Regions from separate parts of the Homo sapiens genome. Here regions 1, 2, 3, 5 and 6 are each linked to region 4. Evidence: chromatin contacts called from ENCODE Hi-C or POLR2A ChIA-PET data. All regions are on one chromosome and are shown on one strand. Each heading gives the region's core, a stretch centred on a gene start or an enhancer-like site at or near the end of the contact. The rest is flanking DNA. Distances are from core to core; before and after follow the strand shown.

Region 1 (4,449 bases), core at 129-2,628, 670 kb after region 4:
GCCGGAGGGCTGCACGGAGGACCACACGGACGCCTGCGGGCCCGCCCCTTCCGCTTCACGACGTTCAGCCTGCGTCTGGAACTGGAATGGCCTAGCCCAAAGCTAGATAACAGGTAGATTGTTTTTCCGACAAATTATCAAACGACCCATCATTGCACTCTTTCAAAATTTGATTCTCAGACGTACCCATTCTTTTTTTTTTTCCTCCGGGAAGATGAGATATACTCATTCTTGAAAATACCTCCGGGCTTGCCTTCTGCACACTTCTTTCCCTCCCTGTCTCACGCCATGGTAGCGTCCGCCTAGGTTGCAGGCGACCCGCGGGGTGGGGCACACCATTCAAAGAAGGGGAGGGATTGAGGTTTGCATCAAAACAAATACCCCTGCCTTTGCAAAGGCCATAACTAAGTAATCCAGAAAAAGAAATGCAGGCGGAGAATAGCAGCCTCCCTCTGCCAAGTAAGAGGAACCGGCCTAAAGGACATTTTCTCTCTCTCTCCTCCCCTCTCATCGGGTGAATAGTGAGCTGCTCCGGCAAAAAGAAACCGGAAATGCTGCTGCAAGAGGCAGAAATGTAAATGTGGAGCCAAACAATAACAGGGCTGCCGGGCCTCTCAGATTGCGACGGTCCTCCTCGGCCTGGCGGGCAAACCCCTGGTTTAGCACTTCTCACTTCCACGACTGACAGCCTTCAATTGGATTTTCTCCATCTAGCGGAGCCGGGGGCTGCCTGGAAAGATCGCTCCAGGAAGGACAAAGGTCCGGAAGTTGTGGGACCTTAGCAGCTTGGGCTCCCCGGATCACCCCCAAATGATCATTTCGGAATGGAGCCCCAGTTTTCACTAGGATGCCATGGGCTCTAAAATATACAGCTATGAGTTCTCAATGTTTCGAGATCCAAAAGTCTCAGACCTCAATGCTTTGTGCATCTTTTATTTCAGGGATTCCCTACGCCCAGCACCGGGTGGATGTGCAAAGAAGTACGCTTTAGGCCGGCTCAAGGTTCCCCAAAGCTCCACTCCTCTGCCTAGGCGTTCAACTTTGAGTTCGGATGGTCCTAACATCCCCATCATCTACACCCAGGTCTCCCAACAATGCAACTCCTATGATGATCCCTCTAGCCAAGCTTCCATCCCACTCACCCCCAAACTCGCTAAGTCCCCACTGCCCCACCCCCAGCCCCAGCGATTTTCCCGAGCTGAAAATACACGGAGCCGAGAGCCCGTGACTCAGAGAGGACTCATCAAGTTCAGTCAGGAGCTTACCCAATCCAGGGAAGCGTGTCACCGTCGTGGAAAGCACGCTCCCAGCCCGAACGCAAAGTGTCCCCGGAGCCCAGCAGCTACCTGCTCCCTGGACGGTGGCTCTAGACTTTTGAGAAGCTCAAAACTTTTAGCGCCAGTCTTGAGCACATGGGAGGGGAAAACCCCAATCCCATCAACCCCTGCGAGGCTCCTGGCACAAAGCTGGACAGTCGCCATGACAAGTAAGGGCAAGTAATCCGCCTGCCGGAGGAAGCAAAGGAAATGGAGTTGGGGAGGAGGGTGCAGAGTCAGGATTCTCGCCGACCTGGTGCCGTAGATACTAACATTTTGGGGTGGAAAATTCTGCAAGCCAGAGCTGTGAGGGCAGAATTGGTGGAAATCATTTTGGAGGAATCCTGCATTGTGTCAAATATGAAGGGTGGAAGGAAGAAAGCTTTTGCGTTTGCTCTCAGCTGGATCCTTTCTTCTCATCAGTTAAAATGTCATTTTTTAGGAAGGCTTTCCGTAATATCACACCCTAACGTTTTCTCCCAGATACTTTATATCACACCATCTTATTTAATCTCCTTCACAACCCTTATCACTCTGATAAGATTTATTTGTTCATTGCTTTCAGTACATGGAAACGTAAGCCTTATGAGGATATAGAATTTTTCTACTATCTTATTCATTGTTGTATTCCTGAGTGCCTATATCAGTGCTGGGTAGCAAGTAAGAGCTCGATAATAAATATTTTTTGAATGAGGGAGACAGGTCTGAAGCCTGGAGAATGAGATGCAGAAGAGGTGCAAGACCTGCTGCGCCCTCTGCAGGCGGCGGGGGGGCGGTGCAGGTGCTTTAAGAATTACCGCGGGACTCGGTAGGGGGAGCGTAGGCGCTTCTCGCCAAGATAGAAGCGTTCAGACTACAACTCCCAGCAGCCACGAGGAGCCCTAGGGCTTGATGGGAACGGGAAACCTTCTAACCTTTCACGTCCCGGCTCCGCGGGTTCCGTGGGTCGCCCGCGAAATCTGATCCGGGATGCGGCGGCCCAATCGGAAGGTGGACCGAAATCCCGCGACAGCAAGAGGCCCGTAGCGACCCGCGGTGCTAAGGAACACAGTGCTTTCAAAAGAATTGGCGTCCGCTGTTCGCCTCTCCTCCCGGGAGTCTTCTGCCTACTCCCAGAAGAGGAGGGAAGCACAGGTGGGTTTCTTTAGCTCTGCGTCGGATCCCTGAGAACTTCGAAGCCATCCTGGCTGAGGCTAATCTCCGCTGTGCTTCCTCTGCAGTATGAAGACTTTGGAGACTCAACCGTTAGCTCCGGACTGCTGTCCTTCAGACCAGGACCCAGCTCCAGCCCATCCTTCTCCCCACGCTTCCCCGATGAATAAAAATGCGGACTCTGAACTGATGCCACCGCCTCCCGAAAGGGGGGATCCGCCCCGGTTGTCCCCAGATCCTGTGGCTGGCTCAGCTGTGTCCCAGGAGCTACGGGAGGGGGACCCAGTTTCTCTCTCCACTCCCCTGGAAACAGAGTTTGGTTCCCCTAGTGAGTTGAGTCCTCGAATCGAGGAGCAAGAACTTTCTGAAAATACAAGCCTTCCTGCAGAAGAAGCAAACGGGAGCCTTTCTGAAGAAGAAGCGAACGGGCCAGAGTTGGGGTCTGGAAAAGCCATGGAAGATACCTCTGGGGAACCCGCTGCAGAGGACGAGGGAGACACGTAAGTGGTGATGGCAGTGGAGTGTGGAGTCTGGGGAGATGAAGTGTGAGGTCGATCTGTCCTCTGGTCCTGAGACCCACTTCTCCAGGCCTCTGCCCCCTTTGCTTGGCGACCCAGGTTTATTGTCCCCCATCTTCCTTTCAGCGCTTGGAACTACAGCTTCTCCCAGCTGCCTCGATTTCTCAGTGGTTCCTGGTCAGAGTTCAGCACCCAACCTGAGAACTTCTTGAAAGGCTGTAAGTGGTAAGGATAACAACGGGGCAGGGAGCTGACCACCCCCGAGATTTTCACTGTAAAACAGTCCAGTTTTCTAGGAGAGGGATGCCCCAGAGCTGGGAGAAGCGGCACGTAGCCCTTTTAGACTGAGCTTACATTTTATCTAGCAGTTTGTGTCTTCTACTTCCCTCAAGGATTCAGGGGGGCTTACCTACCCCAGAGGCAGGCTCAGCCCTAGCCCTACACTTGAAAAGCATAGGTCTGGCCAGCTTTCTAACTCTCCCCTGTTTCTAGGGCTCCTGACGGTTCCTGCATCTTGACCAATAGTGCTGATAACATCTTGCGAATTTATAACCTGCCCCCAGAGCTGTACCATGAGGGGGAGCAGGTGGAATATGCAGAAATGGTAAGGACTGGGGCTAACTGCCTCTTCATCAATGCTGCACATTTAAGTCCTTCGTGGAGATGGAAAAAGTGTAGTCCAAGTGTTTCCTGTTCACAAACGGGACTGTTTTTCAAGACGAGTTTCCACATGTAGCGTTTTCTGCCCCGAATTCTGAAGTTATTTAGAGAGAGGTTTCCCCTTTCTTTAATTAGGAATCTGTGTTTTTTGCTAAAAAGTAGTGAATTTCTTGTGGCAGCATATATATATTTCTATTTCTTATTTTTTTGAGACAAGGTCTTGCTCTGTCACCCAGGCTGGAGTGCTGTGGTGTGATCTCGGCTCACTGCAACCTCTGCCTCCCGGGTTCAAGCGATTCTCCTGCCTCAGCCTCACAAGTAGCTGGTATTACAGGCGCACGCCATCACACTCGACTAATTTTTATAGTTTTAGTAGAGACGGGGTTTCGCCATGTTGGGCAGGCTGATATCAAATTCCTGACCTCAGAGGATCCGCCCACCTTGGCCTCCCAAAGTGCGGGGATCACAGGTGTGAGTCACCGTGCCTGGCTTATAGCTATTTATTGATTGACTACTGATATATGTTAGTCACTGTGCTGGGATAAAGTGGTGGACAAGACAGATGAAGGGCTGGTTTGCTTTCTGTGTGGGAGACAGACAACAAACATGTAAACCAGCAAGCATCAGGACCAAGATGATGATAAATGCTCTGAAGGAAATACACAGAATGAAGAGAGACTAACTAGAGGAAAGCACATTGCATAAAATGGTCAGGAAGGAGCTCTCTGAAAAGGAGGCATTTGAGCTAAGACCTGAAGGAGGATAAGGGATCAGTCATGTGAAGGCTTCTGGAAAGAGCTTTC
Region 2 (3,836 bases), core at 79-2,578, 920 kb after region 4:
AGTTAAGAACCTAAGGGCCCCTGAGAAAACTCTTGAGTTGAGCAAACATATAGTAGGATTGGGGCAGGGGAGATGAGGGAGTCTTGGGGTTCTGAAGAGCTCTGGGGGATGGGTCCCTGGGGCTGGCACTGACCGCACTGTAGATGTGGTGCAGCACATCTCGGATGGGTCCCACGCCCAAGTCAGTATTCATGACAACTTTGATCCCAGTGGGCGTCTCGTAGTAATGGAGTTTGTAACGGCTAGTTTGGAAGGCCAGGAAGCCATCCTTCCTGCAGAGATGAGGAGGGTGTTAAAGAATGGGAGCAGAATCTCTCCCAAAGAGACACTTCTGATCCCCGCAAACATCGACTCCCTCTTTATCTAAACATATCCTTTGTAGAAGCCTGGTTGAGTAAAGACATCGCCCATCGTCACCCCTCAATTTAGCCCCCACCAACTTCTCTACTTTCAGACCCTCCCCACCCCCACTCCTGCCAGCTCCAGCACTCTCGCTCCGGACTCAGCCTCTCTTAAGTACCCTTTCCCCCCTCTGGAGGCCAATGCTCCTTCCACTTCAGAAAGTTTCCCCCATCCCCAAATTCCCAAGGCTAGCCCTCCTCCCAACATCTTCTCTGACTCCGCGTACATGTCTAGCGGGGACATCTTGCTGACAAACGAGCGGATAGAGAAGAGCATCCCGTACATCAGCTTATACTCCTGGAGGGAGAGGGGCAGAGTTAGCTCTCGGTTGATGCGGGAGATGGGGTGGGGGGTGGGAACGAGCTGGGGTTTGGAGAGGAGGGGCTGGGTTGGGACTATAGGTGTTTGGAGATGAGAGGTCGCCCGGGCTGCACCGGGGCCCTCTCGTCACCTCCTCCTTGGGAATCCCTGCTTGCTTCTTGCGGTGCCATTCGCTGTAGTGCAGACACACTCCATTCCGGTCAAACAGGTACAGGTTGTGGACAGTCATCTGCAGGGCAGGGAGTGTGAGCCTCGCTCCGGGGCCGCCCCCACTCCTTGGGCTCGGGTTCCCGGACCCACAGCCTTCCAACCAGGTGGGGACCCCACCCACGGACTCACCGGAACTGCTCCGAGTGCCCGTCAAGAGTTACTTCCGGTTTCCACGGAGCTCCGCCCCTTAGGGGGGTTCTCGCTCGGCCGCGGCTGGGCATTAACTCCGCTCCAGTGCTGCTTGTCAGACTCCGCCTCCCTCCCTCAGCCAATCTGTGGCCACCGGAGCCGCGCACGCGCGGCCAGGCGCTCGGGATACAGAAGTGATGTGAGTGTCTGCGAGCGTGGTCTCGCGGGCGGGTGACGTCATCGAGGCGAGAGAGGCGGAGCCGTGGACAGTGGGCGGGAGGCTGCCAACGGTTTTGAGCGTAGGGGGAGGCGTGAGAGGGGGATCTCAGGGGAGGAGGTCAATCGCTTGCCCCCCACTTTGGCAAATTGGGGACTGAGGACTGGAAGGGTGGAGAGTAGGCGGAACCAGGTGGTCGTCGGGGCAGAGGATCTCGGGCTAGGCTTGAGGGCGGCGTGCTTCTTAGGGACGACTTAGGGCGTGACTGAGGGTTCACAAGGTTTCTTTTGGGGTGGTCGGGAGGGAGAGATTCTAGGGAACAAGGAAGCTCGCTATGGCTTTCTTGCCAGGAGGGGTCGAAGGGAAAGTACAAGGGAGCTGGAGCTGACCCTGGGTAGAACGGGTGAAGGGATGGGGGAGCGTGAGGTTCCGCCCTCTCTTGAGACTGGAACCAATTGAGGGACTAGTAGGGCAGGGGGACAGAAATTGGGCTCCTAGTGGATTTGGGTCCGTTTCCGTTGGGACGTTTTGGGTGTGAGAACTTAAGAGCTCAGTTGACCGGGGATAGCCTGTGCCGGAGTTGATCTGCAGCTTCCAGCACTCGTAGTCGGGAAGAGGAGCTTCAGCAGCGCTGTTGTCCCACAGTAGGTCTTCTGTCCGCACCCGCTCTGCGCTGCACCCTCTTAACGCTGTTCCCAGGAGCTGGGGAAAGGGATGCTTTTGCCCACTCCCATGGCCCCTGGAACTGGTGGAAACCTTTCCTCTAACCAGAAAGCCTCGATATCCTTAATTCACCAAGGATCCTTGGCGTGGAGTCTTCCTCCCTTCTCCCAAGTCTTTCTCCGTGAACTTTTCCTCCTGGACTTTGCTAAAGCAGAACCTCCCAGCTCTTTGCTGTCTCCGGTTGTCTCTTCCCTGTATTCATGGCAACATCAGCTGACAGCCCCAGTTCACCCCTCGGGGCGGAGGATCTCCTGAGTGATTCATCAGAACCCCCTGGGCTCAACCAAGTGTCGTCTGAAGTGACCTCCCAGCTCTATGCTTCTTTGCGCCTCAGCCGGCAGGCGGAGGCCACGGCCCGAGCCCAGCTGTATTTACCCTCCACCTCCCCGCCTCATGAAGGGTTAGACGGCTTCGCCCAAGAATTGAGTCGAAGCTTGTCAGTCGGATTGGAAAAGAACTTGAAGAAAAAGGTGAGGGAAGTGTGTCTTGGAGACCACTGTGGCACTAGACACCAGAGAGTCTTGGGATTGGGGTTGGTAAAAATAAAAAGCTTTGATGAGATTTGAACTCTTCCTGTTGGATTTCATATTCCTTTTAACTGCATAGGCAGCCATGCTTATAAGGGAGGGAGTGACCTGGGACACCATAATTTGAAAATTATGAAACTTCCCAGTGTTTTTTTGTGAGAGACATCTCTGCTCCGAGTAGATAGAGCAAACCTATGGGGTAGGTTGGTGAGCTATTTCCCGTGCACTGGGAATGGGTAAGGTTTCTTGATCCCAAGAGGGAGCTAGGGACTTAGGATAGCAGCTCCGATCCTTCCAGCTCAACACTATGTTGATAGTATGGTTCCAACTTTGGCATGTACATCATTAAGACATAGCTTAGTCAACTACAACATGTTACAGAGAAGATAGTTATTAGTATTGTATAGAAAAGGTGTCAGAGTCAATTTGCAGACTGGTTAGGTCTTCCAGAGTTTGAAAATGATAGCCATAAGCCATACAGTCCTTACATTTGTTCTTGAATCGGCAAGAATCTCCGCAACTCTTGTCTTATACCTCCTCGATTATTTTATTTACACTCTCTTTCTGGCTTCTGTAGTATTTGAATTTCTGATTCAAGTTTAGGACATCCCTTATTGGATCCGTTTGGTTTTTCTTGTTTTCCAAAGTGCTGGAGTGAAAATTCTACCCTGGCAATAGGTAGGAGATAGATAACACAGACTGCATCTGATTTCCATGTGGCTTTTTTCCAGGATGGTTCTAAGCATATCTTTGAGATGGAAAGTGTTCGGGGTCAGCTCCAGACCATGCTCCAAACCTCACGTGATACAGCCTATCGTGAGTAAGCCCCTTCCCTAGAACTATGAAGGAGAACCTAGATGTAAGGGGTGGGAGAAAGTGGACAGAGGAAGCAGGCAGGAAAACCTCTGAGCAAGAGATTTCAGGAGAAAAGTCTCCCGTTCTTTGGGAGAGGGGGTGAAGGAGTGAGGGAACTGGAAAGGAAGGCCTTTTCTCTTCAGGTGGCCCCTGTTTTTGTCATTACCTGACTCTGGCTTTGGGGTCCCTCTGGCTGCCTGCAGGGGATCCTCTCATTCCTGGCGCTGGCTCAGAGAGACGGGAAGAGGACTCCTTTGACAGTGATAGCACAGCCACCTTGCTCAAGTGAGTTCTCCTTGTGGTTCTCCTAGCTTGTTTGCTTTCTTGGAAATCCAGGTGTTTTGTTCCTTATTTCTCCCTTTATTGCTTTTGTACCTCTTAAGAACCCAAGAGGCTTATCACTTGCCTTTCAGTTTTCATCTTTTTCTACTGTCTCCTGCCCCCTTTACTCC
Region 3 (4,620 bases), core at 55-2,554, 820 kb after region 4:
AGTGTATCCCCCCAAGGTGGGAGCCAGTTGTGCTTGGGGCTCTGAGCAAAAGAGGGTACTGGAAATAATTGGACGAAAAGGGAGGAGAGAGGGAGCAGGTCAGGGGCGCTGGCAATTGAAGTCTAGCTTCTCCCAGACCTGCTCCCATTTCTCCCCAGGATGGTGTCTGGGTCCGGGGCCTGTACCTGGAAGGTGCTGGCTGGGACCGGAAGAACTCCTGCTTGGTGGAGGCAGAGCCCATGCAGCTTGTCTGCCTCATGCCCACGATCCACTTCCGGCCTGCAGAGAGCCGCAAGAAGAGCGCCAAGGGTGGGACAGCTCCCCAGGCAGGACCTGCCTGCCCCGTCCCTAGTTTGGAACTTAACCCATTCTCTGCTCCAGCCCATCCCACACCCGCTCCTGCCCTGCTCCTGCCCTGCTCTCCCGGAGGCTCCAGGGGTCTGACTTCTCCTCTCCTTTCCCCCAGGCATGTACTCCTGCCCCTGCTATTACTATCCCAACCGGGCAGGCAGCTCAGACCGAGCCTCCTTTGTCATCGGCATTGACCTGCGGTCTGGGGCCATGACACCTGATCATTGGATCAAGAGGGGCACTGCTCTACTCATGAGCCTGGACAGCTGAGACCTCCTCCTCTTCTCCGCTTGAGAGAGAGGGTCAGGGACTCCAGGAGCTAAGACAGATGTTGCACCTAGGACTGAGGCCGGACCTCACTCAGACTTTGACCTTGGCCGAATTTGTGTGATGTGGCCCTGGAGATACCTAGTTGTGTTAGCCATAAAAGTGAAAGAGTTGTATTGGAGCTCAGTGCTGTAAAACACCCGCGACAACAAGCCTTAAGTCTCTCAATGCAATGGTGAGGGTCTGGGGAGGGAGGAAGCCCAGGCCTCACGGAGGACAGAGCTACTGCGGAGCTGCTACTGGACGGGGAAAGAAGCGAGGGAGGTGGGGCGGCCTGGAGCGGAACGGAGGCGTGGCCCTGAACGAATGGGCAGGGCGGAGCCGCCTGAAGAGGCTGTGGCTTAAGTCTCCGGGCAGGACTTCAGTGGGTGGGGCGGGGCTTACCTTAGAAGGGCGCGTGATCCAAATGAGTAGGGATTTGTCAGGCAGGGATCAGGGCTGAACCCCGTACACTGCACCCTGAGGCCCGCACCCTGAAGCCCGCACCCCGCACCCGGCATCCTAGCCGGCACCCGCCCTGAGGCGAGCGGGACCGGCAGAAGACGGGGCGGAGCCGGAGAGGGGGACTAGAGCGCGAGGAGGGGCGGGACCACAAGGGGGCGGGGCTGGGGAGCGGGGGTGCGGGTGTTTGTGTTGGAAAATCCAACTGCGCCACTGGGCGGAGCGGCCCCCCCAGCCCCGGCCTGGGAGAAGGGGGGGCCGCTCGACCCCCTGGGATACCTTGGGGAGCCTGAACACCTGGGACCCCCCCCAGAACCAGGTAACGGGGAGCCGCGAGGACGTCTGTAAAGAGGGAAACCCTCTCCTTGCAGCAGGGCAGGACGCCTGAGTCTCTGGAGGGGTAGAGCTGGGGATGGACGTTTGGGTCTTGGGAAGGGCACTGGGAAGAAGACTGGGGCGGAGGTCATGGGTCCCCTAGAAGAGAGAACGGCGGGGAAGGAGGAAGAACTGGGAGGCAGATGTCTCAGGTTCCAAATGTCCAGAGGGGCCTGAAAGGACTCCCCGTTCCCCTTGGGCTGGGATTCCCCTTCCCGACTCCAGGGCGGGGCGGGGCGGGGCGCGGCGGTCCTTACTGAAGGGCAGGACTAAAGGGCAGAGTTTGCAGACAGGTCAATGCCATGGCCCAGTAAGGTCAGATGTGGTCAGACTTGGGTGTGTCCCGGTCCCAGGACTACTTTAAGTCTCCCTCCAGTTCTCTGCACGGGTGAGGTGTAGAAGCCTCAGCCTGACCTTCCCACCAGCGGCCCCGAGAGCTTCCCAGCGGTAGCCTTCGCCTTCTTCCCACCACCCCCCTGCGCCTCCCTTTCACTCCGTCTCGCCCCGCTAGCCTCCTCATCCCTAGTCCTTCTCCCACTCCGCCGTTCCCGAACCCTAGCGCGCCCCGCACGGCTTCTCGGTGCGGAGCCTTCCCAACGTAGCCACAAGATGGCGAGGGCGAGACGCACCCAGGGCAGGTGGGGGATGTGACCGTGAAAGTAGCTGAAGCCCCCCGCCCCGGTCCGAGGGAAAGGTAGGCTGAGGCCCCCACTTGACTTCCTGTGATCTGGGCCCCCTCACAGGAAATTGTGGGCAGGAGGTCGCAGCGCAGAAGACGGGGAGGGGGCTGGGGACTCAATCTCCGCCTCTCCCGGCTGGGGTAAATAGTGGGGAGGGGGGCACGCGGGGTGGTTGCTAAGCGACGTAGATTCGCTTCCTGTTTGCTGCAGCTTATGTTGTGACACTGGTGGGGGTTAGAGACAGCGGAGGGCCTGAAGACTGTGGGGAAGGCCGAGGGCAGGACGCCTGGTTCCCGGGACAGGAAGAGCCCTGGGAGGAAGGCGGGGAGGTAGCGAGCTGCGCCGCGACCGAAGGGGACTCGGTGGTTGTCCGGAGGGGGTTAGGGACCGAGGCGCAGCGTTGACCTCGGCTCCCCTTCCCTCCCCTGGGTTGCTTGTCCTGTTGCCAGAGTAACTGGAGGGCGAGACTTGGGAGCCGGATTCCCGAACTCTCCCGTCCGCCCAATCCGCTCCAGCGGTCGGCCCTGACGTCAGGGCCCTGGCAGCCAATGGGGAAGGGGGATGATAGCGACAGGAAAGGGAGAGGGGAGGGGCAGCGGCGGAGGCTGGGAGGCAGCAGCTGCCTGGGACCCGCACGTGCACTCCCACACGCTCGCGCCCACCCCCCGCCCTGCGCCGCACGCGCCCGAGCACCCCCTTGCGCCTGCGCGGCGAGCCGGGCGCCCCCCTCCCCTCGTGGAGTCTGTGTAAAGCCGCCTGAGGCTGCGCTCTTCAGCCCCTGGGGACCCACACGTCTCGGTCGGTCTGCACCGTTTCGCCGGTCGCGACCATAATGCCCAGCCTGGCTCGGGAGGGCCGACTACCTGTTCCCCACCTCCCCCCAGCTGGCGCCCCACACTCCCAGGTGGGCTGGGCGGAGCTGTGGTTTCCGGCCCCATCTGCTCGGCCGCTGCCTTCCCGGGCTCTGGCTTAAGTTGCTTTCCCAAGAGAAAGCGAGCGGGTACCAGCGCCCCTTCCCAAGGCTTCTCCCGCCCGGGCCCAGCTGCTGTTGGTGGCGGAGGAGGGCACTGCGGGGAAGCCCCGGACGGCCCAGGTGATTCTTCTGGGCCATCACGCCCCTTCTTCGCGTGAATTCCTGCTCTTTGATGTGCACCAAAACCCTTCCCATTCCTAACGTTTCCTCCTCGTTCGCCCCGGCGTTCTTTGCACCTCCCTCGGCTCCTTTCGGGCTGTCTGTCCCTGTCTCCACTCGTCCTTCTTCGCTTCTCCCGGTTATATAACTCTTCCTCTCGCCGTGTCCTGGTTTCAACTCCACAGACTCCGCCCTGGAACAGCGCGGGGAGGGGCGGGAGAGTTGGGGACCCAGACAGATTCCGGCTGGCGGCCGGCTGGGGCACGGGGGATCCTGCAGATGGAAGACGGAGCCCCGCGGGACCCGGTGCCCCCGTCCCCGCCTGCCGGCCCCCACCGAGATCTCGCCCAGGAGAGAGAAGGCACAGTATCTCCGAGGGGCGTGTCGGGCCGACTCCCGTCAGAAATGTGGGTTGGGAGGTCAGGGCTGCAGGCGGAGAGGAGGAGACAGGCAAGAGGCCTGAGTCCCTGGGATTGGAGTCGTATTAGGGGTAAAAGAGATAAGGACGCCTGGGTTTCTTCTTATGTCTCCTTTTTGGGTTCCCAGAATTCCTAAGGGTGTTTCCAGTGTTTCCAGGAAGCTTAGCCAGCACACCCACTCCGCCCCGTAGGGGTCAAAGGTCTGTGTTAGAGGTGGCCTGGGATGATGTCACTAGTGCACGTGCCCCGGGATGGTTGCCAGGCAATGAGGCTTCCTCCCCCTTCTATTCCCTCCCACCTCTGCCCCGAGTCCAGTTCCAGTCCCGTGCCATCTCTTTCCCCTCTCCCTTCCCGTGGTCTTAGCATCCTGCAGGTGGGAAACCCCGGCCTGGAGTTTTGTGAGGGGGAGGGGCACGGGTGTGGTGTGGCTGAAAGACTTTGCCCCTTTGCTGGGCTGAGGGAGCCTTGGGTCACTTTTCCCTAGATTGGCACAGAAGAGCTTCCCCTCCAAGGCTCCGCCCCCATAGAAAAAGCTACCTAGCCGTCATTTTACTTTCCCACCTGCTGCATGGCCAAGTGTCCTATTGCCCCCTTCCCCAGATTGATTTGAAGTGGGAGTGGTTGAAAGACGGAAGAGTTGTGTGTAGTATGGGGGGGGGTTCACTACACACCAGCTTATCCCTGAAATCCCCATAATGGCACACCCCCATCTGCAAACAATGAAAGGAAAAGGGTCAAGAAACAGTATTAGGCTGAAAAGTCAGGGTCTTTATTGTGTGTATGCGGGTGAATCGGTTTGTAGCCTCTCACTTGGTGGAGGGGGACTCAGTTGATTGCTATGGTTGTTCTTCTCTATTAAGTCCCAGGGTTGGTGATGGTATTGGAATGAATCGGT
Region 4 (4,648 bases), core at 523-3,022:
AGCTACTCAGGAGGCTGAGGCAGGAGAATCGCTTGAATCCGGGAGGCGGAGGGTGCAGTGAGCCGAGATCGCGCCACTGCACTCCAGCCTGGGTGACAGAGCGAGACTCCGTCCCCAAAGAAAAAGAAAAAAGGGAACTGGAGCGGAGGGCCCTGGAGTGGGAGGAGCCAGGGCTGGTAAAGGTGGAGACCCCTCAAGGTAGGAGAAACAAGAGCGGGGTGCCTGAGAGGTGCTTGAGTTGAATGGAGGACATGGGAGGAAAAGAGAGTGCTTGTTCCAGAAATGTGTAGCTGGGCCTTGTTTTCCCAGTAATCCACCCACCGCCACTTCAAGAAGAAATGATATGAAGAAGTGCCGGTTCTCCCTCCCCTCTTCCGCACTGTCCCGTGATGATGACGCCTCCAGAGAGGACGATAATCTGGGTTCCTGGGAGAGATGGCTTGGTCACTATTCCCACCCTTGCCTCGACCACTTGTCTCAATGTCACCACCTCACGCCCTGTTCCAGGTGGCTGAGTCCGAATCCAGTAACCACCACCTCGTTTTGGTTAATCTCAGGCTCGGGTGTTGTAGCAACATTGGAAATGGGAGGGGTTTACGAAGTGAACATGAGGTCAGGTGCCTGAATTCAACAGTCTACCCATTCCCCTTTTCCAGATAATGCTCGGAATATTTTTCAATGTCCATTCCGCTGTGTTGATTGAGGACGTTCCCTTCACGGAGAAAGATTTTGAGTAAGTATTCGGGTGGGGGAGGCGGGCTGGGAGCAGGTGGGAGGTGGCGAGGCCTAGGGTCAGAATTACGTCTGGGAGGCCCGGTGCTTAGGGCCCCTAGGTTAGAGGACTTGGAGAGGAGAGCGGCTTTCTTGAGAATGTGGTTAGGAGCCAGGGAGTCAGACCTCAGCGGCCATCCCAAACCCACCACCTTAGGTGTGACCTCTTTAGGTATTTTACTTTTCTGTGCTTCTCAGTCCACCTCTGCAAAATGGCTATGACAGATCTCACCCCATAGGATGGTCAAGAAGATTGAATAAAGTAATACACGTAACAGCGCCTAAACAGGTGTCGGGCACATAGTGCTCAGAAAATGTTGGCTCCTATTAAAGTTTGACCCCTTTGCTTCATTCCCACCCCCAGGAATGGCCCCCAGAACATATACAACCTTTACGAGCAAGTCAGCTACAACTGTTTCATCGCTGCAGGCCTTTACCTCCTCCTCGGAGGCTTCTCTTTCTGCCAAGTTCGGCTCAATAAGCGCAAGGAATACATGGTGCGCTAGGGCCCCGGCGCGTTTCCCCGCTCCAGCCCCTCCTCTATTTAAAGACTCCCTGCACCGTGTCACCCAGGTCGCGTCCCACCCTTGCCGGCGCCCTCTGCGGGACTGGGTTTCCCGGGCGAGAGACTGAATCCCTTCTCCCATCTCTGGCATCCGGCCCCCGTGGAGAGGGCTGAGGCTGGGGGGCTGTTCCGTTTCTCCACCCTTCGCTGTGTCCCGTATCTCAATAAAGAGAATCTGCTCTCTTCAGCCCTGTGTCTGTGCTTGAGTGGGGGCGAGCACGGGGCTGAGACTAGAGGTCGGCCTCTGCCTGGAAAGTCCCGATGTCTGAGCGGAAGTGGAGCGAAGTGTGGCGCGGAAGTGAGGCGAAGGCTTTCCCCATCGACTGGGCGCGCCGAGCGGTCTAAGCGACTGCGTCTGATGGGGCGGGGAGCCGCCGGGTTGAGCCTATCCGCTGCGGGGAGGGCGGGACTTCCTGCGCGGGGGCCCGAGCCGCTCAGTCTCCCTGCTCTCCGTGGTCCCGGCTCGCGTGTAGCGGCGGCGGCGGCGTCTCCGTGAGGAGGCGCGCGGGGCCATGACGTCAGCGTCCACAAAGGTTCGACCTCCCTCGCGGACAGCGCTCCCTGGCGGCCACGGGAGGGCGGGCCCCCCACTTGGCTCGCGGCTCTTCCGCCCCGGGCGGGGGGCGGGCGGGAGCCGAGCCTGGGGTGGGGCTAGGGGCTCCGGGCGGGACGGGGAGGGCGGGCGCCGGCCCCCCGTGACGCTGCCCCGCCCCCAGGTCGGAGAGATCTTCTCGGCGGCCGGCGCCGCCTTCACGAAGCTCGGGGAGCTGACGATGCAGCTGCATCCCGTGGCCGACTCTTCTCCTGCGGGGTACGTGAGCCCGGACTGGGACGTGGACGCTGAGAGCGGGCGCTTGGACTCGGTCACAGACACGGACCCTCTCTAGCACAGGGACAGACATTAGTTTCCCTTTGTGCGTGGCACAGCACAGAGTCGGTGTTAATAAATGATCGTTGGGTGAGGGAATGAATGACAGATAAAAATACAGACAGGCCCATAGCCCAGACTCCTGTTTCACAGTTCTCCCTGCTGCGAACGGGTCGACCACAAACCACCGCCACTCCCAACCACCCCAGTTCATGGAATTCCCCCAGACGGCTGCAGGCTGTGTTGGTGGGTCTGTTTTGAAAAGCCCTTCCTGGCGAGTTGGTTTCAGTGTGCTGTGTACAGCAGCCGTTTAACGTTGATGGTGGAAAGGGGTGTCTAAGGTGGAGGTGGTTGTGATTTCTTGTGATTGGGGTCCTCCCGGTTCCCGCAGGGCCTCAAGAGCTTTCCGCCTCCCCTTACGGAGGACCTCTTTATGCATCCGTGGAAGGGGTCCCAGAAATCGGAAGGAGGCGGCTGGTTGGCTGTGGGATGCATAGCCTGTGGGCGGGCTCCACACCCCCCCTCCCATTTTTGCTATCCCCCCTCTCCCCTTCTGACAGTGCGAAGTGGACGGAGACGGAAATAGAGATGCTGAGGGCTGCTGTGAAGCGATTTGGGGACGATCTTAATCACATCAGCTGTGTCATCAAGGAACGGACAGTGTGAGGGAGGGTGGCTGCCAGAAAAGGGCGGGTGGGCAGCCTTCTTCCTCCTTACCCAAGGTTCCATCGTCCTCAGAACTCCTTTCCAGCTCAGCTGCTTCCCTACTTTGTCACTAGTTTTTTAGAATCCCCTTGAGGACTGAAAGAATAGAATTGTCACAGTTGGTCAGAAGTTCCTAAAATGCTGTGGTAATCCTTCCAAGAATGTGAATTTAGGTTGCCTGAGATGCTGTTATTGTATTTGATGATGGAAGTCCCCTGGTTATTTATATAAATGTTTGAGGACCCCACTGCAGTGTTTCCAGGGATATGGTGACCCTGAACTAGTTGATCAGTAAATCTCAATCCACCTGTAAATCACCAAGCTCTACCTGATGTCTCTCCCAGAAGAGAATTAGGAGATGGGCCTTTCCCACTACTCAGTTCAGGGACTCCACTCTCCACACTCCATCCATCCTGAGTGAGTGTAAAACTTCGAGAAAGTGAGAACCCTACCAATGGGTTGGGGCCCCGACCTGGATTCTTATGAAGGGACTCCCAGAACCCCTTCCCCTCCCGTCCCCTCTTCTGTTAGTCTCTCTGATGACTCCTTTCCTAACCTCTTCTCTCTTTTCTTCAGGGCCCAGATAAAGGCCACTGTGAAACGCAAGGTATATGAAGATTCTGGCATCCCCCTTCCAGCTGAGTCACCCAAGAAAGGGCCCAAGAAGGTGGCATCTGGTGTCTTGTCACCTCCTCCAGCTGCCCCTCCTCCCAGCAGCTCCAGTGTCCCTGAGGCCGGGGGTCCCCCCATAAAGAAACAGAAGGCTGGTGAGGGCTGTGGAGTTGCTGCCTAGGGGTTAAAGGTCCCATCTGAGGTTTAGTGAGAGAATTGGGCCTGGGTCAAAGAAGGGTCAGTCTCTCTTCCTGTCCCTGTGGAGGTTCCCAGAGAGGGGCAGAGGGGAGGGGAGAGGAGGCACAAAGCTTTGGGAAGCTTGGGGCTGGGGGAGAGGCTGTCAGGGGAACCTAGAACCTAGCTTATGCCCCCTTCCCAGATGTGACACTCAGTGCTCTGAACGACTCCGATGCCAACAGTGACGTGGTGGATATTGAAGGGCTAGGAGAAACTCCTCCAGCTAAGAAACTCAACTTCGACCAGGGTAGGAGTCCTCCTCCTCCCACACAGCTGACGGGGTTGGGGAGAAAGGGCTCACCTGGATGGCAGGGCACGGTCTCCGCAGGGGCCCCTCCCTTGTATAGGGGTTTCAGAAGAGAAGGTGCTCTCATACACAGCGCAGGGCATTGGATCAGTACGTAGCAGGGTGTTTCAGGGAGGTGGGAGTGGCCTTGGAAGCACACTGGGGGCTCGCTCCATCTCGGCCCATTTTACTTCCTGTTCCAGACAGCCTGACCCTGGATTCTGGCCTTCTCATGACCTCTGCTGATCCTCCTCTCCTCTCCTGCTGAGCCTTCCACCTCTGACCTCTCACTGTTCATGCCGGACCTGTGGATCTCCTGGGACTCCGAGCAAGGCCTGCACGAGAGAGGGCTGAAAGGCTGCTGGGGCTGCCACCTCGCTATTCCCGCATAAGCATCTGCCCCCAACCCCTTTGACCTTCATCTGATGGACATTTTTATACAGAAAACAATAAAGATTTCCCTCTCAGCTTCGTGCTGTCTGCTTAACATTATTAGCAGGAGAGGCCTGTTCCCTCTTCTCTCCTCGGCCCATGGGGGCTCAGCCCCTCCTCGGTAGTTTTCACCACCCTGCCTGGAGCAGCACAGCCAATATTGGCAGACTCG
Region 5 (4,284 bases), core at 1,338-3,837, 840 kb after region 4:
CCGCATTCCAGGATAAGGGGGGTGGGGAGAGGCTGGGCCGGGGGAGGGGCAGGAAAGAGGGCTATAAGGGCAGCGGCCCAGGCGGGCGGGATCCAGGCGGGCCATGGCGGATGTCCCCGGGGCACAGCGAGCGGTTCCTGGTGACGGCCCAGAGCCCCGGGACCCCCTGGACTGTTGGGCCTGCGCTGTTCTTGTAACAGCCCAGAATCTGCTGGTGGCTGCCTTCAATCTTCTCCTGCTGGTGCTGGTGCTAGGGACCATCTTGCTACCCGCTGTCACCATGCTGGGCTTCGGCTTCCTCTGCCACTCTCAGGTGAGCGTGCGCCCCGGGGTGTGCGTGTGAGTGTGAGTGTTGGTGTGTGGTGATGCTGGCGGTGGGGTCTATGGGCCACAACTTCAACCCGCCTGGGCTGTTTCCACCCCGTGCACAGTATCGCCTGGTCGGCTTGGGCCTGACGCCTCTTCTCCCACAGTTCCTGCGCTCCCAGGCACCCCCTTGCACCGCGCACCTGCGGGACCCCGGTTTCACGGCCCTACTGGTCACCGGATTCCTGCTCCTCGTGCCGCTGCTCGTGCTTGCTCTGGCCAGCTACCGCCGCCTCTGCCTGCGCCTCCGCCTAGCCGATTGCCTCGTGCCCTACAGCCGAGCCCTTTATCGGCGTCGGCGCGCCCCGCAGCCGCGGCAAATCCGGGCCTCACCAGGGTCCCAGGCCGTTCCCACATCAGGAAAGGTCTGGGTCTAATGACCCTCGAGTCAAGAACAACCCTGACGGCTGCCCTCCCTCTTATTCGGCCCAAGGACTTGAAGCCCGGCATCTTCCGACCTGCCCTGCCCCCACCCCTGCCTGAGCGGAGTCCTAGCATCCCCTTGGGAGCAGCAGCGTCAGTGGACCCAGTGCTGAGAAAAGCCCCCACATCCCGGAAAACCCACTTTCCTTTCACGACCCACATCTCAATCCTGAACATCTAGGCTGGAACCTGCACACCTCCCCCTCAGCTCCGTCGTGAATGGGACAACAATCTCGTGCCCTCGTTTTATGGTGCAGCTTCTCTAGTATTTCTGGGGCTGGGGGGCGGGGCTGGAGGGGAAGGAGTGTCCACGCATCAATAAAGATTTAACGAACTGAACGCGCTCTGCGAACAGAGGCGTGGCACAAGTACTATCACCCCTGCCCTGTGCCGAGGAACAGGAAACATGTGCCAGGGCTACAAATGAGCAGAGAGGAGCATCCTTGAGCCCCCTGGCCTTATCGCTTTTGTCCGTTCTTCCTGGCCAGACCTCAGAGATCTGTTCCTGACCCCAGGCACCTCCCCCTCAATAGAGTGGAGGGGCCCAGCCTCGGCCGCCTGCCGCTGCTCCCCTTGGGGACCTGAGCCCGTTCTCTGACCCCAGCTTAGAGGAACTCGGTGTTGCCAGGCCGGGGTGGGAAACAATGGGCCTTCCGGAGCAGGATGACACCCCCTCCCGCCACAATTCTGGAGCAGCAGCCGTGGGAGGGAAGATGCAGGGGCCCACCCTGGGGCCTGTTGGTCCGTCATTCAGCCCTGCCCCCCATCTCTACCCCTGAACTTGAGAGAACCTTTGGCACCCCTGGACATCTTGGTTGGGAGAGGAGGGTTGAGGGTGCTCCCGACTTCAGATGAGCCCTTTCCTCTAGGGATGGGGTGTGCTATCCTGCACCGGCATCCCAGCTACACACAGACACAGGCCCATTCGGTCATAAGTTTAATGAAGTCTGAAAGGTAAGCGCCATCGTGGTCAGAGATACGGAGGCCCGGTCAGACTCTCCCTCTGCACCTCAATGGAAACGATGTGGTGTCCGGGTACCATGGCCAGGCCCAGCACACGGGGCTCCCCGGCAGAGAAGGAATCTGGAAAGAAGGATCAGAGCATCAGGAAAGTAGGCCAGAATCAGTCCCGCCCCTCTGAGCCACGAAAACGAGCCCCAGAAAACAAGGGTTGCAGCCAGGCCCTTAAGGGGAAATGCCTTGCGTAAGGTTCCGCCACATTACCAGGCGGGTGTGCATTCCCCGGGCACTGACCCGACGGCTTGAGGAACTCCTGCGCCGAGCCCAGGATGACATTGCAGTCACGGTCAGTGCAGAGGAAGCAGCCGACCAGTGTCCGTCCATCTGTCATGCGAATGCGCATAGTCTTGTTGAGCAGCGCCTCTAGCTGCTGTCGGGCGCGCTCAGCCGCCGAGTCCTCGCGCTCTCCGTCCGAATCCTGCGCGGGGTGTAACAAGCGCTCAGACCGCGCAGCCCAGGCTGCCCGCCCGCGGAACCACAGCTCCCGGCAGCCCGCGGGGCACTCACACAAAGCCCAGAGGCTGCCGGGAGCTGCAGTTCCCCACCCCCTCCATCTTGCTGCTTGACTGCCCCTCAGTCCCAGAACCAGAGCCCGTGCTAACCCCAGCACTGGAGCTGCTCTGACGCCGACTGCAACAGCCATTCTCTTCTCGTAGCAGCATGGTCGGTCCAGCTCCGGCCATTTGCCCGGAGGCCTCCTCTGGGCCTTTCAACTTCCTAAGCACCTTTCAGGTTGGGTGGTCCGAGATCTCGCGAGCGCTCCCGACCTCTTTCCTTTCGCGAGATCCCCTCTCCTCCCCCTCCTAGTCTCCTCGGCAACGGCACAGATCTCGCGAGCTTCTCCTACTTCTCTAGCGCTGTGGCTCACTGAAGCGTACTACGCCGGATGTCTTAAGATATCGCGAGACCTTTACCTCTGGTTTCTTACACATCCTTTAGAAACTGGAATTTAGCGAGAATACATTCTTTCATACTGCCTCCTCCCTTGTTTTTCTGTCTCAGAGAGATAGTCTGTCCTAAATATCCCATGTAGCCCAGGCCACTGAATTAAAACGGAGCGTATTCGTTCTCTGCCCCACCCCGCAACTCCTGAAAGCGGCGCAACTCAATTACTTGATCCTTATATGCCCCACGCGGGACTCATACTACGTTTCCCGTGAACACGTGCAGTCCAAACCCCGCCCCTGATATTTATCTCAGTGGACGGTGGCCGGAAAAGGACAATGGTTTCCATGTCAGCGGATAAACGCTCTCCCCTCGGCTCCCGGACGCGACGGAGGTCGTAGTAGTAGTGAGTACGTGCTGAGGAGCAAAGGAGTAACCAAGAGATCCAGTGACCGACAGAGCAAGAGCCATGCCGCGCCGGGGCCTGGTGGCTGGGCCAGACTTGGAGTATTTTCAGCGTCGCTATTTCACGCCGGCGGAGGTGGCCCAACATAACAGGCCCGAAGACCTCTGGGTATCTTACCTGGGACGCGTGTACGACCTAACGTCATTGGCACAGGAATACAAGGGTAAGGGCCACACGTTGGGCCGGGGCCGGAGTGTGTGTGTGTGCACGCGCGCGTTTGCCTGGTTCTCGAAGGGCTGGCATTGACAGTGGCTGTGCTGCTCTTTTCAAGGGAACCTGCTGCTGAAACCCATCGTGGAAGTTGCAGGCCAGGATATCAGCCACTGGTTTGATCCAAAGACCAGAGACGTGAGTTATGCTGGAACCTGGGATTGTGGGTAGAGGAAATGGAGAGCGGGGATGGGAAGGAAAGGCGGAGGCTAGCCAGAGCCTAATGGCTGCTCTGACACCCTCGCCCCAAACCCTCCTTTAAAGATCCGCAAGCACATAGATCCGCTGACCGGCTGCCTGAGGTACTGCACCCCGCGGGGCCGCTTTGTGCACGTTCCGCCTCAGCTGCCCTGTTCGGACTGGGCCAACGATTTTGGGAAGCCCTGGTGGCAGGGGTCGTATTATGAGGTGGGGCGGCTGTCTGCCAAGACCCGGAGCATCCGCATCATTAACACGCTCACGTCGCAGGAGCACACACTGGAGGTGAGAACTGGTGACAAGGAGCAGGTTAGAAGGAATGGGGAATCCCAGCAAATCTCCAGGCCGATCTTCAGGGCAACATTTTTTCCATAACCGGTGGGAGTGTATTTTCTGTCCTTTACATTGAGGCAACTGAGGAAAGCACAGCACCTAGGTCCCCAGGGTTGGGAATTCTAGGAGTGTCTGGGTCACAGGGGGACAAGAGACTCCTTTATAAGCCTGGGAACAGCAGTTCATGTATCTTAGTGATGGTGGTCCTTCGAAGCTCTTACACGCCGTTTTGGACAGCAATTGGACTTTCTTTTTAATCTACTCTGTTGCATGGATATAGTGAGGGGACAGTTGACCCTTTATGGCCATCCGGTAGTTAGAAGTGGCTGCCATTAAGATCTGTAGGACTTTAGGGTCTGCTCATTGCATGCTGGAGTTTCAGC
Region 6 (4,703 bases), core at 624-3,123, 600 kb after region 4:
GACTACAATGCACTTAGCAACTGAAGTACAGGCAGAAACCACCCAAGAGAAATTACAAGACCCTCTGCAGTTATAGAAAAATATGACTTAGAGAAGGAGTCAAAGAAAGACATTTCCAAGGGCATGAGAAACTAGAGAGGACTACAGTGGGGGAAAAAGGCCTGAGGGGAACTGAAGGAAAGGGGGAAGGGGGATCCACTCTTAACAAGTGATGCCATGGGAAGGTATCTCTTCCCCAGCTCCCCAGGGTGAAATCAAAGAATGAGACAGAAATCAGGAGAGTCTCTAGGACAATTCCAGGCATCAAATCCAAGAGGTTCAGAATACCAACAGTCACACAAAGAAAAACTCTTGGGAGGCAAGAAAGGGCTCTCTCTGGCTTAATCTAAATGGGAAAAAAATGTCCTAGAAAATAGATTCAGAGCAGATAAGGAAGGTGGTATTATAAGGAGTTCTAAGGAACCAAATCCTGGGCAAAGGGGGAGGTGAAATAAGGAAGGGTCTTTGAAAGATGATCCCGTCTTCCAAAAAAGGTTGTCAGATTCCCGAACTGGGATAGTTGGCCAAGAGTCTTCAAGAAGTGGAAATCTTAAGATAAACAGAAGGGAACCTCATAAGCTTCCTTTCAGAGATCCTTTTAGAGATTATGACTATGAAGCTTACATGCCTCAAGACGAAGAAACTATATGAATGACCTGAAGGTATCTGAGGTCTAAGTGAGACCTCAAATCCATTCCTGAGTAGAATGGTAGAGCAGTGGGTCTTGAGATCAAGGTGTGGTGGGGAGAGAGACTTGCGAAAGATGCCACCTTATGGCTGGCTGGGAAGCAACTTGACTGATCCAACCCAGGGTTCCTGAGGTCAAAGATGCCAAACGTCGTAAATGGATCTGACCATTTCTCCTTGGCTTGGGAACCGGAATATAAGATGAAAGTGGGGTGAGTGTTCCAGAGCCAGTAGGCAGAGGCCTCTCTGAGGAAGATGAAAGGATCTTTTACGGGACAGAGGGCCTTCCCAAAGGGACCGTGTGGAAGAAAGACAATTCTCCATGTGCTTGGATCGTGGGGAAGATGTGATTAAGGTCTAAGGTATGTCTTCCACCAGACAACGGACACAGTCAATTAGAAGCTGGGTAAAGGGGTCTCTCCTGCGGAGCGGGGAGCGCCAAGCCAGGGACAATAATGGCCTGAAGTTCATTCTCCCGGAGATGGGGGTAGAAGCAGGTGCAGGTGCCTTAGAGGGGTCAAAAATAAGAGGAACAGGGTTCACTCTAAGCGGTCTCCCAGGGAAGGCTGCGGGTTGGAGCAAGGGTCCAAGATTCTAAGGGCCAGGACTCAGCTCCAGAAGCTCGATCCCGCCCCACGCGTTCCTGCTCCGGCCAGGGGAGGGGGCTAAGGACCGGCGTCCCCAGTCGGCGCGCCGTCTCACCTTGTAGAAGGCCCCGTTGGAGCCGCGCACCTCGACGGGCAGTCCCGGCTCCACATCCCCCCCAGAGGCCAGGCCGCCCATGGCGCCGCCACCGCCTCCGACTCCCCCGGCGGCGGCTGCAGCAGCAGTCTGAGTGCGGGCCGGGCCAGGCCCCCGGCGTCTCCCCGGAGGAGGAGCCGGAGGGGGAGCCGCGGGGGGCGGGAGCCGGGCCGGCCCCACGGCGGCCCTGCCACAGCCAACGAGCAGGGGGCCGGGGCCGGGCCGCTCCCCGTCCGCCGCCGCCGCCTTGGTCTCCGCCACCGTGAGGGAAACGGCCGCCGCCGCCGCTGCCTTCGTCACCTCAGCTTCCGCCCGCCGCCGCCCCCGCTGCTGCCTCAGTCCCGGGACCCGCTGCTGCCGCTGCCGCTCCACAGCCTCCACCTCCCCCTGCCACCGCCGCCTACTGCGCAGGCGCACCGGGCACCCGCCCGCTGCGCGCGGGGCCCCGAGGGCCACCGCGCAGGCGTCAAGGTTAGAGCCCCAGCTAGCGCCAGCTAGCGCATCGGGGCTTCCACATTCCCTTTCACTCTCTCACTCCCCCTCCTGGTCGCTTGCTAGCGCTTGCGCAGAACAAGATTAGCCTTCTTTCTTCACCGCTCCACCGCCCAGCCACCCCGTCTCTTCCTTTCCCCGCCCCACAACACTGAGAACCAACCAATCAGGGGGAGGGAGGGGCCGGGCTCGCTCAGTCCGATTGGGCGGCGTCCGCACAGTCACACAGCGCTCAGGCCACACCCACTCCGCCGCCGCTGGCCCCACCGGGCTTGGACAAGTTAGGGATGGGCATGCGCCTGAACGACTGCTTGGTCACTTTCCCCACCTTTGTCTTTCTTGGTGCGCACGCTCCAAAAAGAAAAAAAAAAGAAGAGGAGTCGCCGCAAGGAAAAAGGTGCTTGGTGCGCACGCGCTGAGCTTTACCCTCTTCGCGTATGCATCGCCGATATTTTAAGAATCTGTAACTCTCTACTGTAGTAGATTTAACAGTCATGGCTCTTACCTTGAAGAGATTGTGATACAATGAAAGTTTTGGCCGGGCGCGGTGGCTCACGCCTGTAATCCCAGCGCTCTGGGAGGCCGAGGCAGGTGGATCACCTGAGGTCCTCGGATCACCTGAGGTCAGGGGTTCGAGACCAGCGTGGCCAAAATGGTGAAACCCACCCCCCCCCCCACCCCGCATCTAATAAAATACAAAAATTAGCCGGGCGTGGTGACACGCGCCTGTAATCCCAGATACTCGGGAGGCTGAGGCAGGAGACTACCTTGAACCTGGGAGGCAGAAGTTGCAGTGAGCCAAGATCGCACCATTGCACTCCAGCCTGGGCGACAGAGCAAGACTCAGTCTCAAAAAAAAAAAAAAAAGAAAGAAAGAATAGAAAGAAAGCTTTAAGAATAGTTTCAGACGGGCGCTGTGGCTCACTCCTGTAATCCCAGCACTTTAGGAGGCTCAGGCGGTGGATCACTTGAGCCCAAAAGTTTGACACCAGCCTCAACAGGGCGAAACCCTGTTTCTACTAAAAATACAAAAATTAGGACGGGCGCGGTGGCTCAGGCCTGTAATCCCAGCACTTTGGGAGGCCGAGATCACGGGCGGGCGGATCACGAGGTCAGGAGATGGAGACCATTCTGGCCAACATGGTGAAACCTCGTCTCTACTAAAATACAAAAAATTAGCCGTGGTAGTTCCAGCTACTCGGAAGGAGTCCCAGCTACTCAGGAGGCTGAGGCAGGAGAATCGCTTGAACCTAGGAAGGTGGAGGTTGCAGTGAGTGGATATCATGCCACCACACTCCAGCCTGGGCAATGAGTGAAATTTCTTCTTTAAAAATAATAATAATGGCAGGGCGCGGTGGCTCATGCCTATAATCCCAACACTTTGGGAGGCCGAGACGGGCGGATCACGAGGTCAGGAGATCGAGACCATCCTGGCTAACACGGTGAAACCCCATCTCAACTAAAAATACAAAAAAAAAAAAAAAAAAAAAAAATTAGCTGGGCGTGGTGGCGGGCGCCTGTAGTCCCAGCTACTCGGGAGGCTGAGGCAGGAGAATGGCGTGAACCCAGGAGGCGGAGGTTGCAGTGAGCGGAGATCGTGCCACTGCACTCCAGCTGGGGCGACAGAGCGAGACTCCATCTCAACAACAACAACAACAAATAATAATAATAGTGGCCCGGCGCGGTGGCTCACGCCTGTAATCCCAGCACTTTGGGAGGCCAAGATGGGTGGATCACAAGGTCAGGAGTTCAAGACCAGCCTGGCCAACATGGTGAAACCCCATCTCTACTAAAAATACAAAAATTAGCTGGGCATGGTGGTGCATGCCTGTAAACCCAGCTACTTGGGAGGCTGAGGCAAGAGAATTGCTTGAACCTGGGAGGCAGAGGTTGCAGTGAGCCCAGATTGTGCCATTGCACTCCAGCCTGGGCAAAAAGAGCGACACTCTGTCTCAAAAAATAGTAATAATAATAATAAATAATGCTGGGGAAATTCAAAATAGGAAAAACTGTCATGAAATAAGGGTAGTAGCAGGAAAACTTCACATTCTGGGAGTTGTCCTATGTTCCATCCACTTCTTGGATTAGAGTAAATGGTAATGCCAATCATGGAAGAGATAACATAGGAGATAAAGGTTTAGAAAATAAGGTGATGAATTTACTTTTATTTTTTTTTTGCCCTTTGAGCTTAGCCACCACATCTGGCTAATTTTTAAATTTTTGTATTTAATGGTGGAGACAAACAGACTTGGAAGTCTCTGACTTCATAGTGTGATGGCAGAAGAAAGACACTGGAAAAATTATTAATATTTATAATAATTATTAATATTGCAACCATGGCCAGGCACAGGGCTCATGCCTGTAATCCCAGCACTTTGGGAGGCTGAGGCGGGTGGATCACCTGAGGTCACCTGAGGTCAGGAGTTCAAGACCAGTCTGGTGAAATTCCATCTCTACTAAAAATACAAAAATTAGCTGGGCATGGTGGCACGCGCTTGTAGTCCCAGCTACTCGGGAGACTGAGGCAGGAGAATCGCTTGCACCCAGGAGGCAGAGGTTGCAGTGAGCCAAGATTGTGCCACTGCACTCCAGCCTGGGTGACAGAGCGAGACTCCATCTCAAAAAATTAAAATAAAAAACAAAAATAAATAAAGGCGATAGAAGAAAGGAAAATAAAGTATAAGAAAATTAAAGGATTAGTCCATGGGATACAACATCTGAATAACCAGAATTCCAGAAAGTGA

Evidence for each region. Hi-C counts contacts between places; a loop is a spot of excess contacts on that map. ChIA-PET counts read pairs that join two places held with the same protein, here RNA polymerase II (POLR2A). Pooled maps may share reads with other maps.
Region 1: a loop to region 4 is called in a map of CD8-positive, alpha-beta T cell, with 10 times the contacts of the local background. The contact joins the promoter of TP53 here to the promoter of BACC1 in region 4. A Hi-C loop is called at or near these places in 3 of 168 maps with a recorded cell type or tissue (CD8-positive, alpha-beta T cell, naive thymus-derived CD4-positive, alpha-beta T cell and natural killer cell), 12 of 37 single-sample maps with no recorded cell type and 18 of 50 pooled maps. POLR2A ChIA-PET finds 5 or more read pairs at or near these places in 5 of 52 experiments (B cell, CD4-positive, alpha-beta T cell, CD4-positive, alpha-beta memory T cell and 2 more).
Region 2: a loop to region 4 is called in a pooled map, with 9 times the contacts of the local background. The contact joins the promoter of CNTROB here to the promoter of BACC1 in region 4. A Hi-C loop is called at or near these places in 2 of 37 single-sample maps with no recorded cell type and 8 of 50 pooled maps.
Region 3: a map of B cell shows a loop between it and region 4 (7-fold over the local background). The contact joins the promoter of KDM6B here to the promoter of BACC1 in region 4. A Hi-C loop is called at or near these places in 5 of 168 maps with a recorded cell type or tissue (B cell, Right ventricle myocardium superior, ascending aorta and 2 more), 16 of 37 single-sample maps with no recorded cell type and 19 of 50 pooled maps. POLR2A ChIA-PET finds 5 or more read pairs at or near these places in 1 of 52 experiments (B cell).
Region 5: a map of sciatic nerve shows a loop between it and region 4 (6-fold over the local background). The contact joins the promoter of NAA38 here to the promoter of BACC1 in region 4. A Hi-C loop is called at or near these places in 4 of 168 maps with a recorded cell type or tissue (Right ventricle myocardium superior, ascending aorta, endothelial cell of umbilical vein and 1 more), 11 of 37 single-sample maps with no recorded cell type and 21 of 50 pooled maps.
Region 6: a pooled map shows a loop between it and region 4 (9-fold over the local background). The contact joins the promoter of FXR2 here to the promoter of BACC1 in region 4. A Hi-C loop is called at or near these places in 1 of 37 single-sample maps with no recorded cell type and 8 of 50 pooled maps.

Annotation. Positions count from the first base shown.
Region 1 is chr17:7,686,112-7,690,560 of GRCh38, forward strand. TP53 (tumor protein p53) reads right to left here and starts at 1,379. Exons shown (of 11, transcript NM_000546.6): 1 at 1,266-1,379. It overlaps WRAP53 (WD repeat containing antisense to TP53), which reads left to right and starts at 2,366. Exons shown (of 11, transcript NM_001143992.2): 1 at 2,366-2,450; 2 at 2,537-2,968; 3 at 3,113-3,211; 4 at 3,479-3,590. The coding sequence starts at 2,538. RefSeq lists enhancers at 100-229, 249-796, 260-309, 270-1,469, 2,268-2,317.
Region 2 is chr17:7,930,878-7,934,713 of GRCh38, forward strand. It overlaps CNTROB (centrobin, centriole duplication and spindle assembly protein), which reads left to right and starts at 1,329. Exons shown (of 19, transcript NM_053051.5): 1 at 1,329-2,472; 2 at 3,261-3,345; 3 at 3,588-3,669. The coding sequence starts at 2,203. TRAPPC1 (trafficking protein particle complex subunit 1) reads right to left here and starts at 1,069. Exons shown (of 4, transcript NM_021210.5): 1 at 854-1,069; 2 at 629-699; 3 at 134-272. The coding sequence starts at 952. RefSeq lists enhancers at 783-1,022, 1,363-1,412, 1,633-1,692, 1,723-2,012, 2,143-2,272 and a silencer at 2,200-2,377.
Region 3 is chr17:7,832,913-7,837,532 of GRCh38, forward strand. KDM6B (lysine demethylase 6B) reads left to right here and starts at 1,305. Exons shown (of 24, transcript NM_001348716.2): 1 at 1,305-1,438. It overlaps DNAH2 (dynein axonemal heavy chain 2), which reads left to right. Exons shown (of 86, transcript NM_020877.5): 84 at 1-16; 85 at 159-309; 86 at 467-830. The coding sequence ends at 621. It overlaps LOC124904106 (translation initiation factor IF-2), which reads right to left. Exons shown (of 4, transcript XM_047437265.1): 4 at 2,496-3,732. The coding sequence ends at 2,705. RefSeq lists enhancers at 397-1,008, 1,639-2,138, 3,807-3,856 and silencers at 1,277-1,436, 2,687-3,106, 3,127-3,186.
Region 4 is chr17:7,013,010-7,017,657 of GRCh38, forward strand. It overlaps BACC1 (BPTF associated chromatin complex component 1), which reads left to right and starts at 1,773. Exons shown (of 6, transcript NM_174893.4): 1 at 1,773-1,869; 2 at 2,053-2,147; 3 at 2,765-2,866; 4 at 3,486-3,676; 5 at 3,901-4,005; 6 at 4,252-4,511. The coding sequence starts at 1,849. The coding sequence ends at 4,256. RNASEK (ribonuclease K) reads left to right here. Exons shown (of 3, transcript NM_001004333.5): 2 at 657-733; 3 at 1,136-1,523. The coding sequence ends at 1,277. It overlaps RNASEK-C17orf49 (RNASEK-C17orf49 readthrough), which reads left to right. Exons shown (of 8, transcript NR_037717.1): 2 at 657-733; 3 at 1,136-1,869; 4 at 2,053-2,147; 5 at 2,765-2,866; 6 at 3,486-3,676; 7 at 3,901-4,005; 8 at 4,252-4,515. MIR497HG (mir-497-195 cluster host gene) reads right to left here. Exons shown (of 3, transcript NR_038310.1): 2 at 4,060-4,379; 3 at 2,809-3,005. It also overlaps MIR195. RefSeq lists enhancers at 1-55, 1,235-1,735, 1,486-1,615, 2,086-2,586, 2,999-4,198 and a silencer at 1,706-2,155.
Region 5 is chr17:7,854,972-7,859,255 of GRCh38, forward strand. It overlaps NAA38 (N-alpha-acetyltransferase 38, NatC auxiliary subunit), which reads right to left and starts at 2,588. Exons shown (of 3, transcript NM_001320925.4): 1 at 2,412-2,588; 2 at 2,044-2,227; 3 at 1,714-1,872. The coding sequence starts at 2,492. The coding sequence ends at 1,760. CYB5D1 (cytochrome b5 domain containing 1) reads left to right here and starts at 3,032. Exons shown (of 4, transcript NM_144607.6): 1 at 3,032-3,323; 2 at 3,432-3,508; 3 at 3,635-3,853. The coding sequence starts at 3,164. TMEM88 (transmembrane protein 88) reads left to right here and starts at 95. Exons shown (of 2, transcript NM_203411.2): 1 at 95-313; 2 at 474-1,128. The coding sequence starts at 104. The coding sequence ends at 743. RefSeq lists enhancers at 1,014-1,551, 1,673-1,752, 2,285-3,147, 2,403-2,772, 2,500-2,794 and 2 more.
Region 6 is chr17:7,613,024-7,617,726 of GRCh38, forward strand. It overlaps FXR2 (FMR1 autosomal homolog 2), which reads right to left and starts at 1,874. Exons shown (of 17, transcript NM_004860.4): 1 at 1,429-1,874. The coding sequence starts at 1,509. It also overlaps a transcript of SHBG not described here. RefSeq lists silencers at 1,429-1,958, 2,069-2,118.